Regions from separate parts of the Homo sapiens genome. Here regions 1 and 2 are each linked to region 3. A link is an interaction called in ENCODE POLR2A ChIA-PET data of the cell type or tissue named here. Cell type or tissue: MCF 10A. All regions are shown on one strand. Each heading gives the region's core, and the rest is flanking DNA. Links, peaks and the distances in the headings are about the cores only. Region 1 has its middle 30 kb from the start of PARD6B. Region 2 has its middle 30 kb from the start of CEBPB-AS1. Region 3 has its middle 79 kb from the start of PTPN1.

Region 1 (6,030 bases), core at 391-5,390, 330 kb before region 3:
TAAATATTTTATCCATCCTTTTTTTTGAGACTGAGTCTCGCTCTGTCACCCAGGCTGGAGTGCAATGGCGCGATCTCGGCTCACTGCAACCTCCGCCTCCCAGGTTCTAGCGATTCTCCTGCCTCAGCCTCTTGAGTAGCTAGGATTACAGGCATGCACCACCACACCCGGTTAATTTTATCTATCCTTAACCATTATTTGTCTTCACAAAGCAAATAAGGAAAGAAAAAGAAAATACCCACACCATAAGCATTATCAGCTTTGTCATCTCTCCTCCACTGCAAAACAGCCACACAAACTCTCCTGAAGAGGACAAACTCTAACCAGGTTTGAAATACGAGACCACTGTGGCACTACGACTGAGGAATGTCAAGGTGGCGTTGCCTCCTCTGTCAGGTTTGTCATCCTTCAAAATCATGAACATTTTGCTCTACAGAACCTGCTGGTCTAAAAACCACATGGGCAGGCACCGTGGCTTAAGCCTGTAATCCTAGCCTTTTGGGAAGCTTGAGCGCAGGAGTTCAAGACCAGCATAGGCAACATGGTGAGACCTGGTCTCTACAAAAAATTTAAAAATTAACCAGGCGGCCGGGCACGGTGACTCATACCTGTAATCCCAGCACTTTGGGAGGCCAAGGCTGGTGGATCACCTGAGGTCAGGAGTTCAAAACCAGCCTGACCAACAAGACGAAACCCCGTCTCTACTAAAAATACAAAAATTAGTCAGGCGTGGTGGCATGCGCCTGTAATCCCAGTTACTCGGGAGGCTGAGACAGAGAATTGCTTGAACCTAAGAGGCGGAGGTTGCAGTGATCTGAGATAGTGCCACTGCATTCCAGCCTGGGCAACAGAGTAAGACTCCATCTCCAAAAAAAAAAAAAAAAATTAGCCAGGCAGGGTGGCACATGCCTGTGGCACACGGCTACTCAGTAGGCTGAGGAGGAAAGATCGCTTGAGCGCAGGAGGTCGAGGCTGCAATGAGCCGTGTTATTTGTGCTGCACCCAGCCTGGGTGACAAAGCAAGACTATTTCAAAAAATAAAAATAGGCCAGGCACAGTGGCTCACGCCTCTAATTCCAGCACTTTGGGAGGCTGAGGTGAGTGGATTGCTTGAGCACAGGAGTTTGAGACCAGCCTGGCCAACATGGTGAAACCCCATCTCTACTAAAAATACAAAAATTAGCCGGGTGTGGTGGCAGGTGCCTGTAATCCCAGCTACTTGGGAGACTGAGGCGCGAGAATCACTTGAGCCCAGGAGGTGGACGCTGCAATGAGCCAAGGTCACGCCAGTGCACTCCAGCCTGGGCGACAGAGTGAGACTATCTAAAAAAATAAAATTAAATAAAAATAAAAATAAACTGCGTGGTTTATGGATTCTTGGTGACGCCCAGGCAAAGGGGGCTTGTATCCTCCTGGTATCCACACAGTGAGTGGTGAAGGACAGCTGGGATAGCTGAGGCCTGGTCAAGGGCTGATGTCGCCCATTCAGCCTCTCCCGTTTGGCCAGCTTCCCGGCCATTCTGCCTGCTCTCCTGGCGCGTCTCCCTTTACCGTTTATTTTCTCCCTCTCTGCTGGCCCTGTCTGCTCGGCTGTTGGAAACACATGCCAGCCCTACTGGGCATGGGCCCTGTGAACATGAGCCAAGGCACCCTGGGGGTGGAGGAAGGACACTGAGGCCAGCTCACCAGAAGAACCCTGATGTGTTGCAATTGAATTGCAGAGGTTTATAAACCTCTTGCCTTCAAAAGGGGACTGAAAAATTATTACAGTTTGTCATTTTCTAGTGGGATTTGTTTGTAATCACTGTTCCCATATTGTCTGGCGTTGTGTATATGCGTGTGCTCTAGAAGTTTAATTTCACATCTAGGCAGATCAGGTGTGTGTGTGTGTGTGTGTGTGTGTGTGTAAATGCATATGCCCAGTTTAAAATCAACTAGTAGAAAGTCATGTGGAGGCCAGGCACAGTGACTCACGCCTGTAATCCCAGCACTTTTGGGAGGCTGAGCCAGGCAGATTGCTTGAGCCCAGGAGTTTGAGACCAGACTGGGCAACATAGTGAAACCTCACCTTTACAAAAAATACAAAAATTAGCCAGGCGTGGTGACACATACCTGTAGTCCCAGCTACTCAGGAGGCTAAGGTGTGAGGTCACTTGGACTCAGGAGTTTGAGGCTGCAGTGAGCCATAATCACACCACTGCACTCCAGCCTGGGCGACAGAGCAGGACCTTATCTCAAAAAAAAAAAAAAAAAAATTGGGGTGAGGGGAAGAAAAGAAAAAAAGAAAATTAGCCGGGTGTGATGGCTCATGCCTGTAGTCCCAGCTACTTGGGAAGCTGAGGTGGGAGGATTGCCAGAATCCTTGAGTTCGAGGTTGCAGTGAGCCATGATCGCACCACCGCCCACGAGCCTGTGTGGGAGACGGCAAGCCCTTGTCCCTTTAAAAAAAAAAAAGTGTGTGGGTGTGTATTTTTAAAGTCAAGGAGCTTTTTCCACATTTTCTTGTTTCACCAGGTAAGGATTCAAACAATTGAAATCAGCATTCTTTGTAAATTACCCTATGTGGATTGTTGCTCCTGAGAATGACTGATTTGAGATTCTTGGTGATTCTAGGGTTCGTCACTGGTCCACCTGAGAAGTGACACCGTTCAGCGTTGCTGTACTCAGGCAGTCATCATCAGTGGCATTACTGGAAGGCCTATGTTCTAAGTCTCTCCTTGAATTCCTCCTTACCCGTGCATGTACTTACCAAGTTAATGATTTAGTTTCTGAGTCACTAAGCATACACATTTTTGCCTGAGTCATTTTGGGTTCATACCTGAGACAGCAGCTGAAGCCCTCTGGGAATGCAGGAGAAAACCTGATATGCAACTTACCTACCATTTATTGAAGGGTATCACATGCTGGCAGAGAAGCAGCCTGGGAACAAAACTCTTATGTTCTATAAGAACAGTGCTGGGTTTGAATGTAACCTGCTTCAGGTCTTAGAAACAATGGTATGAATGCTGTTTCCTTGTAGTTGCAAGCATTGCTAAGAGACTGAGTGAAAGAGGAATGCTGTGCTGATACAATCTGGGGGGTGGAACCATTAGTCAAATTCTAGCCTTTCTTGTCCTTTCTTCTGGTAGATAACCTAGCGCAAAAACTCCGCCTGGAGTTTTCAGACGCTCACTTTCTGCACACATAGAAGGATTTGTGTGAGGAGTTACTGGCTTTGATCAAAATTGCAATTCTGATGAATCAGATTTTACCAATTTAGGAAGGGGGATTCTCGGCCAGGAGCGGTGGCTCATGCCTGTAATCCCAGCACTTTGGGAGGCCGAGGTGGACGGATCACGAGATCAAGAGATTGAGACCATCCTGGCCAACATGGTGAAAGCCCGTCTCTACTAAAAATACAAAAATTAGCTGGGCGTGGTGGCACGTGCCTGTAGTCCCAGCTACTCGGGAGGCTGAGGCAGGAGAAGTGCTTGAACCCAGGAGGCAGAGGTTGCAGTGAGCCCAAGATCTTGCCACTGCACTCCAGCCAGGGCAGAAGAACGAGACTCCGTCTCAAAAAAAAAAAAAAAAAAAAAAAAGGACATTTCTTATGAAAATCTGGATAAGCAGGGCCGGGCGTGGTGGCTCACGCCTGTAATCCCAGCACTTTGGTAGGCTGAGGCAGGTGGATCACCTCAGGTCAGGAGTTCAAGACCAGCCTGGCCAACATGGTGAAATTCCATCTCTACTAAAAATACAAAAAATTAGCCGGGCATGGTTGCAGATGCCTGTAATCCCAGCTACTTGGGAGGCTGAGGCAGGAGAATCGCTTGAAGCTGGGAGGCAGAGGTTGCGGTGAGCCAAGATTGTGCCATTGCACTCCAGCCTGGGCAACAAGAGCAAAACTCAGTCTCAAAAAAAAAAAAAAAAAAGTTATAAGAGCTGACAACACTGGGCCCACACATACCCAAATGACAACCATCGAATGTGGTGGCCCCTGCCTTGCTGGGGGCGGGCATCTCCTGTTTACCAGCCCCACCTGCCCTGCCCCACTCTGGCCCTTTGGGCATTTGAATTTGCAACCTCCTCTCTGAGACCCATGGTCCTATCATTTCTATACTTTGAAAGTAATAGGATTTGAAACTGCCATTTCAGATTGAAGTTTATATTGCATTTATATATTCTTTATATATTCAATTTATGTCAGATTTATTTCATATATATATATTTTTTTCTTTTCTTTTCTTTTCTGTTTTTTAGAGACAAATCTTGCTCTGGCCCAGGCTGGATTGCAGTGGCATGATCATAGCTCACTGCAGCCTCAAACTCCAAGGCTCAAGCAATCCTCCTGTCTCAGTCAGCCTCCTGAGTAGCTGGGACTACAGGTGTGCACCACCATGCCTGGCTAATTTAAGAAATTTTTTGTAGAGATGAGGTCTTGCTATGTTGCTCAAACTCCTGGGCTCAAGTGATCTGCCCATCTCAGCAGATGTATTTAAAATAGAATCAAAATAAGCAATAACACTTGAAAACAGAAGTCCTAGTATAGTCGCTGTCAGGAGTTTTAAGTTTTTCCTTTAAAGGTAGAACACTGCCACTGGTCTCTGTATTTAATTTCCACCATTTTCCTTTGATAGAGCACTGCTCTCTGTCCCCAATTTACTTTGTGCAGGACATTTTATAAAAAATGTGTTCCCAAATACTCTAAATCTACAAGGCAGCAGGAGCATTGCTTGAGGCCAGGAGTTCGAGACTAGCCCAGGCAACATAGTGAGACCCTGTCTCTCCGAAAAATATTAGCTGAGTGTGGCGGCACGCATCCATAGTCCCAGATACTCAGGAGGCTGAGGTGGGAGGATTGCTTGAGCCCAGGAGTTTGAGGCTGCAGTGAGTTATGATTGCACCACTATACTTCAGCCTGGTAACAGAGCGAAGAAAAAAGAAAAAAAGCTGCAAGTGATACCCACTGTGTTCCCTCCCCTGTAGTTCTTCCTCTTTCTTGTGGTAACAGAACCCTGATCCCTGATTTTTTTTTTTTTTTTTTTTTGAGATGGAGTTTTGCTCTTGTTGCCCAGGCTGTAGGGCAGTGCTGCAATCTCGGCTCACTGCAAACTCTGCCTCCCGGGTTCAAACGATTCTCCTCCCTCAGCATCCCAAGTAGTTCGGATTACAGGCGTCCGCCACCATGCCTGACTAATTTTTGTATTTTTAGTAGAGACAGGATTTCACCATATTGGCCAGGCTGGTCTCAAACCCCTGACCTCAGGTGATCCACCTGCCTCAGCCTCCCAAAGTGCCGGGATTATAAGCGTGAGCCACTGCACCTGGCTGATCCCTGATTTTTCTTTAGGGGACCATCCCTCCCTCAATAGGTCCAGAATTGGGCCCATGACCCAGACTAGGACAATTAGGAGTTATAGGGATTGGGTTAGGGATGGGCACATGACTGAGACAGGGTCAGTGAGGGTGGTCTCTGGGCTTTGGCTGTCACCATGGGGGAAGACAGGCTCCCTGCCAGGTGGTTGGTAATGTGACGGAATGTTGCCAGGGTTGCTGGAGGCCATCTTTGCCACCATAAGGAGGGACTTGGCCTAAGGGAAAAAAGGTAACAGGGGAAAACAAAAGCAAGAAATGGAGAGGGATTCCAGTTTGTGCTGTAAAATAATACAGTAGCCACTGTCTACATGTGGCTATTAACATTTAAATTAATTAAAATGACATGTAATTTGAAATCCAGTTTCTCAGTTGCACTAGCCACACCTCAAGTATGCAGCAGCCACATGGGGGCTAGTGACTCCCCTCTGGACAAAGCAGAAAATTCTATCAGATGGCACTGTGTCCGATCTGTGCTGAAATCTTAGCCCTGATTTTTCAGTTACACGAGCCAATCCATTCCTTTGAATCTAAGTTAGACGTCAATTGGAGTTAGGTGTATTCACAAGCCAAAGAATCCCAAGGCAACATCCTCCCACTCTGAACACTCTGACTACTGACCAGCCCCATTAGTCACAGATTTAGGTATCATTTGGGTGCTTTCTTTTCATTCAGACC
Region 2 (6,030 bases), core at 357-5,356, 210 kb after region 3:
CATTTGGCATTCTTCCCTGAGTCCCTGCGAAAATCCACGCAAAATGGAAAGAAAAATAGTCAGGAAAGATCATGAGTCATTTGTTTACAGGCACTAATTAATTGCTAAGCTCGAAAACTTGATTTCCATTCTTCCTTTTTTCCCCTCTCTGCCCTTTGAGAATGTTTGGAATCCACATTGTTTCCCAATGCAAAAAGTATGTCAGTTTATTTTTAGCAAATGCACATGATGGCTGGGACTGTTATTCATCCCCCCGCGTCAGTGGGGAGCTGGCCACGGAGCATGTGGGCTGCTTGATGCTCTTCAGATGTGGCTCCTGGAAGGCCAGCTGGTCTGCAATGGCCCAAGCTGGGTCCAGCATTGAGGCACTGGGGACAGAGGTTCCAGGCTGCACTTTCTCCTCCGGGCCAGGGGTGGTGCAGTGGAGTGGGAGGCAAGAGGACAAACACTTCCTCCCAGACTGGCTGAGCAAAGCCCTTTCTCCTGGACTAGTAGGTGGGCAGCTTGGGTATTTCAGCATCTTGCCCTCCACTTCTTGTCTTAGAAGGACCTAATTGATTCACCCTTGGTTCAACCAGGATGGGAAAGTCCCCATGCTCTGTCTAGCTGATGCCACTGTGCCTTCTCTGTTCCCCTCCTGTCCCCCACCACCCCCACCTGCGACCCCTCTGAGCCCACCTTGCTCATCCTTCCTGCTCTCTGGGAGCCCAGGTAGGAGATTAGGGACATCCCCCTCTAGTAAGAACACTTGCCAAGAGCTTCCTTCCAAGATGGCTGCTTCCACTCCCCTTGCACCTTTCAGAGTCCATTCTCTGGCCTGGATGGGGCCCAGAAGCTATGGGGAATCTGCTTCCACCTACTCTGAGGGATCATAAAGGACCTGTCTCTAACAGATCCTATTGCCTCCAGCAATAAGGGTGGATGGTATGCCTGTGGAACAACAGACTGTCACCCCCCAGAAGGCAAGAACTATATCTGTTGTGGTCTTTGTCTCCAGGGCTTAGTACACAGTGGGAGCTCAATAAAGACCTGTTGAATGATTGTGACCTGAGTTCCAGCTCGCTGTGCAATGACCATTGTCACTTGCCTCTTCTGAGCCTCACTGTCCCATCTTGCCAAGGGGTAACTGATTGTTAAAGCCCAGAGCAGGGATTGCAAACTCAACTGCCTACAAGATCGGGCAGGGACATAAAAGTGAAACTGGCAGGAGACAACTGTGGTCATGTCCTGTCTAGAGGGGACAGCCACTCCCCAGCCCCAGCACCCAGGACTATGAACCCGAGTCCCTGCATCTTCCCATTTCCCAAGAGAAGCCGGGAATCTGGATGTTTGTGTACGACATTCTGATTTTTCATAGTTGGCAACTCATTTTAACTTGCAGCAAAAGCACCATGCAGGCCAAACCCAACACATCTCGAGGCCGGCCCGGCCCACAGGCCGCCGGTTTGAGCCCTTGGTGGTTGGCGTTTGTGGCTTACCAGGCCTTGGAGCAGGCCTGTCACGCCCAAGACTGGGACAGGAGGTTGGGATGAAGAAGGCAGAACCAGCCTCGCCCCATGTGGGAGTAGCTATTATCCCAGCTTATGGGAGGGCCAGGCCGGACTCGTCGGTGCTGGGACTGCAAGCATCGCCTGCAGAGCTTGCCTTCCACTTAATTAAGGAAGCCGATAGTCATCTAGGTGGAGCGTGGAGATAGGTCGAGAATGAATTAGCAAACTGCAGCCAGCCGATTGTATCTATTGTACAAAACCCAGATATAATATCAGATTAGGACACTTTGTGTGCGTATTATAACACCATATCATTATGGGATGTGTTATAATTAAGGCCCAAGTGGGTCCCCATCTCCCCCGTGACTTCGCAGGTCCGAGCACAGCATCTCCTCCTAACACCCTCCCAGCCAGAACTAGCCCGGCAGATGGGGCATCCGATGCAAACCCTGATCAACCTGCCATGAAACACTTCCCATGGGGTGCCGGGTCCTGCACTGGACACTCAGGGGGATGACAGTGGGGCCAACAGAGGACACCCTGTTCTCAGAGAGCTCCATTCTCGGGGGAGGAGGGGCCCATGAAAAATACAGAAGCAAAACAAGTTGAGACTGTGGGAAGTGTGGGGCGAGGGGACTGGAGAGCATGGGTGTGGGTTGGGCAGTCGGAGCTACTTGACAGGGTGGTCAGGGAAGCCGTCTCCACAGCAGCCTGTTCTGGGCACCAGCCTCGAGCCATCAGCCAGAGAAAGGACACTTGTGATGTTTGCTGAAGCATCATCTGGGCCAACAGCCACCCCTCCTGCGCGCCCATTCACTGATTGAACAAATCTCTGTGGAGCCCCTACTGTGTGCGGGGCCCTGTGCTGAGTGCTCAGAAAGCATCGTGATCACCACAGACAGCAGTCCCTGCAGTGTGGAAGGTGACATACTAAAGAGATAGACAGGCATTGACCAAACAAATAACAGATGTATAACATGATGGCAAGTAGGGAAGAAAGATGAAAGGGCTGGAGTGATGGTGGAGGTGACAGTTCAGCAGGTAGCCGGGGAAGGCTTCCCTGAGGAGGTGACATTGCGATGAGATCTGAATAAAGTGGCACATCCAGCTGGGGGAAAGAGCTGAAGGAACTGCATTCCAGGCAGCAGGAACAGCAAGTGCAAAGGCCCTAGTTAGGTCATGCCCAGTGTGTTGGAGGAATAGCAAGGGGCCCGGTGTGGCTGGAGTGAGTGAGCAAGTAAGAAAGGAGGGAGGATGAGGTCAGAAAGGCCATGGGGGCCAGATCAGACAGGGCCCTGTGATCCTGGGAAAGACCTCAGGTTTTGCTCTGCAGCTGGAGCCAAGGAAGGTTCTAAACAGAGGAAAGATGGGATCTGAGTGGGGTTCTAACAGCATCCCTTTGGCTGCACGGGGGAAGTGGGGCGTGACGATGACAGCAGTGAAAGCAGCAAGGAGGCTACTGCAGGAGAGAGAATGGTGGCCTTGAATTCAGCTGTGGAAGCGGAGGGGAAAACCTACGCAGGTTCTGGATGTTTTAAAGGTGGCGCTGACAGGATTTCCTGGCCAGTTATCGAATGCAGGGCAAGAGAGGAAATGAAGGGACAACCCGAGGTTTGGGCCTGAGCACCCAGAAGGATGGAGCTGCCATTTCCTAAGAATCAGGGACTATGACGGCCCCAGTGCTGGGGTCTGTCGTCCGCATTCCCTGCAAGCTCCCTGCTGACCCCCACCCCATTCTCTCTCGGGTCAGGGCCATGGAGGGAGAGAGTGAGCAGTCGGCCCTACCCAGGCTTCCGGGCAGGAAAGAGGCACCCAGGGCCTGGCCACAGGATGACACAACCCTTAATAATTTCTCCGCTGAGTTTTGCAATGGGCACCCTTTATCGACAGGCAAAGGGTGAGGGATTTTGCAACTGCCCCAACTGGTGGTTGTAGCTGATGTCAGGCCAGAGGGCTATCAGGCCAGGCTATGGGCATCTTCTCAACCCATGAGGATTGAGTCGCAAACAGGCCATCCAGGCCTGAGCCATCGTGGGTGGTATAGAGGGCCTCAGGGCCCACAGGGTTCAAACCTCAGACCCTCCACCTGGCCAATGACTTTGGGCAAGTCCCTTCCCCTCCCTGGACCTCAGCTCTTTCCCTTAAAAAAAAAATAAAAAAAATAAGGAGAGCCATTAAAGGAATTATTTTAAATTACTTAAAAGCTTGTATCCAATGGCCCGGTTAACGTTCATCCAGTGCTTCCTGTGTACCCGGCCCTGTGCTAAGAACCCTCTGGCAGCACCTCATCCGATCCCCATGTCACCCTTAAACTTATTTCCCCACTTTACAAATGGGGAAACTGATGCTTAGGAGGAGGAAATGACTGCCTAGGTCCCCCAGCCTGTCAGGGATGGAGCGGGGACTCGGACCCAGACCTTTCCGACCCCAAAGCCTACACCCCGTTGTTAGGAAGTCGCTGCCACGCTGAGATGTAGTTTCCTCGTTTGTAAATGGGAAGTCCAAACTAAATAGAAATTAAGCAGCACCACCCTGGTGGGGTTGGTGCCTGGCACCTGGGGAGCATTCAAACCCAGCAGCCATTCTTATGACCAGAACACTCGTCACTGGCACACAGAGCTGGCGGCCAGCACCACCCCTAAGGGTACCCCCATGCCCCACCCTCACCCCTCCTGGCCCCACACTGGCCCTGTGGGGCACAGACAGGACACAGGCTTTAGAAACATGCACTCCGTGGTCCAGATCCCCCTTCCACCCTCTCGCCATGCCCCTGGGCACTGCCTCCCCCTTCCACTGGGGGTGACAATTCCCTTCCACCACACAAGGCTGTTTCTGGGTCACAGGAGGCCACAGGTCCATGTTAGGCCCAGTGTGTGGACACAGCTCCATTTGACACAGGAGGATCCAAGGCCCAGTCTGGAAAAGGGGCTTGCCTGGGACTTTCAGCCAAAGAGAACGAGGTGCGGTCACCACGCCCACTGGAAGAGGGCCTCTGCCTGCTCCAGGCCTGATGCAAAAGCTTGCCCGGCAAAGCCTCTGTCTCTGGGTCTCTCCCCTCTTTATTTCTCAGCCTCTCTCTTTCCCTCTGTGTCTCTCACATCAGTTCTTTCAGGGTGTCTCTCTGTGTCTCTCCATCTCACCCCCATGTCTCCCTGTCTCACTATCTGTACCTCTGGCCTAGGTGGTGTCTTCCCCACACACTCATCTGCTGGGCTCACCACCTCCTCTGCATTCCTGGCTCTGTAAATGTTTACTGAGGTGAAGGTGTCTGGCCGCCTCATTTGCTTGAAACCCTCACCCAGCACCGCCCCCTTCTCACCTCCACCACCCAAGGGCTCCCCAGGGAGGAAGGACAGGTGGGGGACCCACAGCCCTAGGAATAGTCAAAATGACCCAAGTTCAGGGGTCTGCGCTCGTAGGCAGCCAGATCCCCGCTCAGTGGGTGTGGGTGGACTCCACCCACGACATTCGAGGCACAGATGCTGATTAGGTCCCCTTCCCCACTTGCAGCAATTGGCAGAGGCTGGACATGGAATGCATCTGTGGCCAGTGAGATGGGGAAGTCTGCCAAGGGGCTTCTGGGAATGGTTTCTTCATTCTTAACAGGACATGTGAGGGCCTTTCCTGCTTGGCTGTATGAGGAAGAGATGGCAGGAGCTTTGGCAGCCATCGTGGCACCATGAGGAGCTGGGCTGAGTGGAGACGGCAGAACCATGAGATAGGAAGAAACTGGGGCCTTGATAGTGCCCAGCTCTGACTCACCCAGCTATGATTCATTCAGTCATTCAACAAATATGGATTGAGCACCTACTATGTGCCAAGCCCACGATGGGCGCTGGGAACACAGAAGGAACATGATCCCTGCCTTACATTCTGGGGTGGGGGACAGATTTCAATCAAATAATCATCCAAGCAAGTGTAAAAACACAGCCATAGTCAGGGCTGCAAGGAGAGATCCATGGAGAAGAGACCAGAAAGGGGGACAGGGAGGGCAGGGAAGGCATCTTAGGTCAGGTTGCCCAGAAGAGGAGCCTGACTTGGGGACTGGCATGCACGTGATTCACTGAGGACATGCTTTTGGGAGAAGGGTGCGAGAAGCAGGACAGGGCAAGGTGGGAGCTAAGCCAGGATATGGCCTCCGCTGAGTCTCACTTGGCCTGATCCCCCGGGGAGCTCTGGAACGTGAATTGCACCACCACACTCCTCCCACCTCAAAGTAAGAGGCCTGAGTCCTGGTCTCATTGGTCACTGGCTGTGTCCACCTCTGTTTGGGGGATGGGAGGCAGCTCCTGCTCAGCGAGGCAGGACTCCAGCTTTAAGGGGCCCCAGCTGGGAGCCCACAGCAGCCAACACTGTGTGGCAGCAGGAAGATGCATGCAGATCCCACCAAAGAGGCTCTGGGGAATCCCCACAGCACCTGCTACCAGAGGTCCACCTGATCTGAGATCTGGCATTAACTAGGTGAAGAGGAGAAACGAAAGTGTTCCAGTAGAGAAAGCAAAGTGTGCCAAGGCCCTGTGGCAGGTGGGAGCTGGGTGCA
Region 3 (6,030 bases), core at 535-5,534:
GTAACCCCAGCACTTTGGGAGGCCGAGGCGGGTGGATCACCTGAGGTCAGGAGTTCGAGACCAGCCTGGCCAACATGGAGAAACGCTGTCTCAGCACACACACACACACACACACACACACACACACACACAAATGAAGAATTCCCTGACAGGTATCTAACTGTGACCCTCCTGCCATGACATCCTGGGGTCAAAAACTCAAAAGGCTTTAGGAGCCCGGTAGGAAATGCAAATGGAGTGGGACCAATTCTACTGTGGCCCTGCAGGGGAGGGGAGGGGAGGCTTGAGCGTCCAGCTGGAGCCTTTTTCTGACTGCTGGGAGGGACAAAACACGAGCCCGGAACTGGGAGGCCGAGAGATAAAACCTGGCTCCATCCCAGCACTTCATATAGAACCCACTAGGTGACTGGGCCTGGCTTTGGCTGTTGTCAGACTAGTGGTGGCGGCGGGGTGGTGGCGGTTAAATTTTCTATGGGAGGACACATTGTCATACAATTGGCATAGCTGCTCCCTTCTTTCTTGAACTCAGGAAATTATAGCTCTGTGCTAATGGTGATCACATTGGTAGAGGGTGATTAATTAAATTATTAACAACAAAAAGGAGCTACTCTGAATGTCTTTTCTGATCTCTTTTGGTGGGAAATCCAGGGAATTCTTCACTTATTGTGTATGTGTATGTGTGTGTGTGTTCATGCCAAGTGTGTTTCTACACAGCATCTCAGTGGCGTATTCTGGAAAGCAAGCATCAACAGTGTACTGTAAGAGGAGGCTGTGCAAGGGCAACTGAAACTTTGGGACTAAATGTTGGCCCACTCTTTGGTGAGTGTCTGTCCTCCCCACCAGATTGGGAGCTCCAGGGGCACAGCAACTTGCCTGCTTTGTTCTCCATGTATCCGTGAGCTGGACACATAATAGGTTCAAAAATATTAAGGAAAACCTTCGGCTACAGCTGGCTTGTCCCCTGCACAGTCCTGGTGTGTCCTCTGGGATCCTCTGGACATTTCCATGTGCTCTTCCCTCTGCCTGAGTAGCTCTTCCTGTCCCTTTGGCTCAGTTAATACCCCATCTCCATTCATATCTCAGCTCCATGTCACCTCCTCAGGGAAGCCTTCCCTGATTTTCCAGACAAGGTTGGGTCCCCCTGTTAAATGTCTTTCTATGATTCATTCATTCATTTTCCCTCTCATCACTTAAACATTGAATGACTTCTCCAGCAAACAGCCATAGGGCTCCTACTCTGTTCCAGGTTTTGTTCCAGGCACCGGGGACACAGCCTCTGCTCATATTCACAGAGCCCATCTTTGGGGATCATTCAACACATAAGTAAGCAATATAACTTCCGGCTGTGATATGGGCTATGAAGTCAATATACCAGGGTGACATGGTTAGAAAGTGACTGGTGGGAGGTGGTGGGGGATGGGTGCTGAGGTGACCCCATGAGGAGGTGACATGTGAACCAAGATTTGAACTAGAAGGAGGAGCCGGCCATGGGGAGATCTAGGGAAAAGCATCTGAGGAGAGGGAATAGCAAGTGCAAAGGTCCTGAAGCAGGAACACGTACAGCACAACTGAGAAACAGCCAGCAGCCCATTATGGCTGGAGCAGGATGGGGAGAGGTGAGCACAGGAAAGGGAAGGGGTGGCAGATGGTTCAGGACCTAGAGGACCTGAATTTTGGCCTGGGAGGGGAGGGTGGCCTATGGAGAGTTTTTAAAAATTTATTTTTATTTATTTATTTATTTATTTATTTATTTATTTTTTGAGACAGAGTCTCACTCTGTTGCCCAGGCTGGAGTGCAGTGGCACGATCTCGACTCACTGAAACCTCTGCCTCCCAGGTTCAAGTGATTCTCCTGCCTCAGCCTCCTGAGTAGCTGGGATTACAGGCACATGTCACCACGCCTGGCTAATTTTTGTATTTTTAGTAGAGACAGGGTTTCACCATGTTGGCCAGGCAGGTCCCGAACTCCTGACCTCAGGTCTCCCAAAGTGCTGGGATTACAGGCATAAGTCACCATGCCCTGCCTGAAGGGTTTTATTTATTTGTTTGTTTGTTTGAGATGGAGTCTTGCTCTGTCACCCAGGCTGGAGTATAGTGGCACGATCTCAGCTCACTGCAACCTCTGCCTCCCAGGTTCAAGCGATTCTCCTACCTCAGCCTCCTGAGTAGCTGGGACTACAGGTGTGCACCACCACACCCGGCTAATTTTTGTATTTTAAGTAGAGATGGGGTTTCACCATGTTGGCCAGGCTGGTCTCAAACTCCTGACCTCAGGTGATCCGCCCACCCTGGCCTCCCAAAGTGCTGGGATTACAGGCGTGAGCCGTCATGCTCAGCCCATTGGAGGGTTTTAACAACAAGGTTCTCTGTTGCTTCACAGTCTCAGCCTTCTCCCCATTTGCAATTCTGCGTCTGTGTGACTGAGTGGTGTTGGGCTTTCCATCTGATTGTGAGTTGCTAGAGGGGGCAGCCACATTCATCCTGATCTGCAAATATCTGTGTCTGCCTCTTAGACTGTGTTGGTCTTAGGCTGGGTGCCCCCAGAAGCAGACACCGAGGCAAGGATTCAAGTGATTTGTTTGGGTGGTAGTCTTAGGAAGTAAGGGAGTAAGGGAGTGGGGACATGAGACACAGATGAGAAGACACACACAGGGGACATTTTTGAGCAAGTTACTGGTCTGGGCAACTGGGGCTCGATTCCACTGGGGAACTCTGGGAGCCAGTGTAAACATGCCTCCAGGCTATTTCCACCAAGGGGCAAGGAAACCGGCGTCTTCCTCCATCACCTCCTGTCAGTGGTTGGTTAAGGGCAGCTGCCAGGGGCATGATCTCTCAGGTACTCCGCTTGTCCTGCATGGGCTCAGTGGGGTGTGGTGGCCAGAGAAAGCCCTTGGCAAAAAGATGGAGGTGCTGGCGGCCTGAAGCCTAGGCCAGTGAACAGGACTGGTGGGTGCAGAGGGGCGTGGCTGCCGCGGCCACAGGGTGCAGTCTGTACTTCAGTAAATGAGCCACTGCTCACCAACAGAACAGCCTCTGGATGCGGATCAGGCCCAGGCGCCACTCCCTCTTGAATTTTTCACAAATCCCGGGAGTTCCTCAGGGGGTTACCTTTCGCTTCAGTCTCTTGGTTTTGTGTGGCTGAGATGGAAGGTTCTGGAAGCCTGGCCTGCCATCCTAGAAGGCTGGGGCTCACCACCTCCTGGGAATTGAGGGAGGAGAAATTTGGAAGTAGTTCCCTCAACAGTCCCCGCTCTTGTCTCACATGGACGGATAGACAGACAGATGGGCAGCTCTGATGGTGTGGGCCCTGCATTCCAGGAGCAAAACCCTTCTCTCCCTCCCCCACCGGGGAGAACTGGACCGTATTCAGATGGCACCATGCCCTCCACCCACCACCCGGAAACTGGCCTTGCTGGCAACGGGTGGGTGGGGAGGAAGGCTGAACTGTTGGGGCTTGTTCCCGGCCTCGGGAGCGGGGCAGGCGGCAGGGGTGAGTTGCAGGGATGGGCTGAGGTTAGAGATTCCTCTTGATGAAAATCCCTTGCCCCACAAATGGGCCTGTGTGGACAGAGAGGGCGAGTGATAGGAAGATGCGGTGAGGGCAGAGAGACGCCTTCCAGGGGAAGAAATCAGAGAATCCTGCCCAAGACCTGGAGCCCGCGAAGCCTCCCACCTCCTGGGGCACCAGGTGAGGGGTGGGCAACCTCTCGTGAGACCAGGGCTCCTCGCCCACAGCCCTGTTGATTCTTTCTGGCAAGGGCCGTGTTGTGCGCTGTAGGGTACCGAGCAGCATTCCTGGCTGCCACCCACTAGGGCCGGCGGTTGGCTTCCTCTCCCAGTCGCGGTGATTGAAAATGCAGGGCTGGGCACGGTGGCTCACGCCTGTAATCCCAGCACTTTGGGAGGCCGAGGTGGGCGGATCGCTTGAGGTCAGGAGTTTGAGACTAGCCTAGCCAACATGGTGAAACCCTGTCTCTACTAAAAATACAAAAATTAGCTGGGCGTGGTGGCGGGCGCCTGTAATCCCAGCTACTCAGGAGGCTAAGGCACGAGAATCGCTTGAACCCAGGAGGTGGAGGTTGCAGTAAGCCGAGATCGCCCACTACACTCCAGCCTGGGAGACAACGGGACCCTGTCTCAAAAAAAAAAAAAGAAAAAGCAAAAAGAAAAAAAAATGCCTCCGGGCATTGTCAAATGTCGCCCAGGGTACAAAAGTGTCCCTGGTTAAGACCCACTGCACTAGACCCGCTGAAGAAAACCCCTTAAACCAACCAGACAGGGCTGGTATGGGCTGGCATGGGGACTTGCATGGGGCTGGCATGGGGACTTGGGACTGCTCCCCCTTCCACCCTCTACTGCTTCTCTTTACTCCTTCCCCAGATTGGCAGATCTGGTTCTGCTACCCTCCCCCTGGGATCATTTGGGCAGGGGCTTAACCTCTCTGAGCTCCATTTTCTCATCTGAAAAATGGGCCTTAAGAGGCCTTCTTGCACAGGCCCATTTGGAGTGATGATTATAATCATAACGTTGATGGTAATAATAAAACAGCTCACAATTTCAGAATGCCAACTTTGTTCCAAGCCCCGTGGTAAGTGATTTACATGTCTCAACACATTGAGGCTTCACACCCAGTGTGTTAGGCTGGGGCTGACAGTGCAGACACCCACTGCCCATGCCCGGGCTGCTAACTTGCTATTTTCCCCTCCTTAGGGTGTCACATTCCACATTCCAGCCAGTGGGAAAAGGAAAGGGGGAATGGCATACCCTTTCCCTTTAAGGTACAACCTAGGCTGGGCACAGTGGTGTGAGCCAGAAGTCCCAGCTACTCGGGAGGCTGAGGCGGGAGAATCACTTGAGTCCAAGAGTTCTGGGTTGTAGTGCGCTGTGTCAATCGGGTGCCTACACTAAGCTCAGTATCAACATGGTGATCTCCCTGGGAGAGGGGAACCACCAGGTTGCCTAAGGAGGGCTGAAATGGCCCAGATCGGAAAGGTCAAAACTCCCGTGCTGATCCAGTAGTGGAATCACTCCCGTAAATAGCCAGAACACTCCAGCCTGGGCAACAAAGTGAGACCCTGTCTCTAAAAAAAAAAAAAAAAAAATACAGCCTGGCTGGGCATGGTGGTTCACCTCTGTAACTCTAGGCCAAGGTGGGAGGGTCACTTAAGGCCAGGAGTTCGAGACCAGCCTGAGTAACATAGCAAGACCTCATCTCTAAAAAAATTAAAATTAATAATTAAAAAAATAAAGTACAGGCTGGGTGCAGTGGCTCATGCCTGTAATCTCAGCACTTTGGCAGGCTCAGGTGGGGGGATCATGAGGTCAGGAGATCGAGACCATCCTAGTCAGGTGAACCCCCCCGTCTCTACTAAAAATATAAAAATTAGCTGGGTATGGTGGTGTGTGCCTATAATCCCAGCTACTTGGGAGGCTGAGGCAGGAGAATCACTTGAACCCAGGAGGTGGAGGTCGCACTGAGCCGAGATTGTGCCACTGCACTCCAGCCTGGTGACAGAGCAAGACTCCCTCTCAAAAATAAATAAATTAATTAACTAATAAAATAAAATAAAATAAAATAAAGTACAACCTGGAAATCAGCCACATAGCTTACAGTCACATCCCGTTGGCCAGAACTTGGTCACATGGGTACATCTGACTGCAAGGGAGGCTGGGAAATGTACTTTTTATTGAGACAGTCCTATGCTCAGCTACAAGTTCATTACTATGGAACTAGGGGAAGATACTTAGGGACAACTAACAGTCTCAACCACATTCCATTTCACAGATAGGGAAACTAAGGCACAGCATAGTTAAGTGGTTCCTCAAGGTCACAAAGAGAGTAAGGAAATAAGACAATGTGTGTAAAGTGCCAGGCAACATTTAAGTGCTCAAAGCCAGCCTTCTCTAGCCACGCTCTTCCCACACATCCTTTGAGTATCATCCATTGAAATTTATTTGTTTCAAGGGTCCCCTTTAGAGGAGCATGCTGGAATTTCATGCACCGTGAGGACTGATAAGTTTTCTTCTGCC

The links. Peaks named below come from ENCODE experiments on the same cell type or tissue, not always from the same donor. Only the 100,000 strongest peaks of a DNase experiment are listed, where the experiment ranks them.
Region 1: POLR2A ChIA-PET joins it to region 3 with 5 read pairs; 2 of 35 experiments call an interaction of 5 or more read pairs at or near these places.
Region 2: POLR2A ChIA-PET joins it to region 3 with 5 read pairs; 3 of 35 experiments call an interaction of 5 or more read pairs at or near these places.

The regions. Positions count from the first base shown.
Region 1 is chr20:50,758,629-50,764,658 of GRCh38, reverse strand. No RefSeq gene overlaps it. Among named protein-coding and RNA genes, the nearest start is that of PARD6B, 30 kb to the right of the region's middle. In MCF 10A, for the core only: no CTCF peak of the experiment used is centred there; DNase peaks (open chromatin) are centred at 1,618, 1,958 and 2,788.
Region 2 is chr20:50,219,006-50,225,035 of GRCh38, reverse strand. No RefSeq gene overlaps it. Among named protein-coding and RNA genes, the nearest start is that of CEBPB-AS1, 30 kb to the right of the region's middle. RefSeq lists enhancers at 1-338, 339-839. In MCF 10A, for the core only: no CTCF peak of the experiment used is centred there; a DNase peak (open chromatin) is centred at 3,365.
Region 3 is chr20:50,428,243-50,434,272 of GRCh38, reverse strand. It overlaps the pseudogene RN7SL636P. Among named protein-coding and RNA genes, the nearest start is that of PTPN1, 79 kb to the left of the region's middle. In MCF 10A, for the core only: no CTCF peak of the experiment used is centred there; DNase peaks (open chromatin) are centred at 3,392 and 4,752.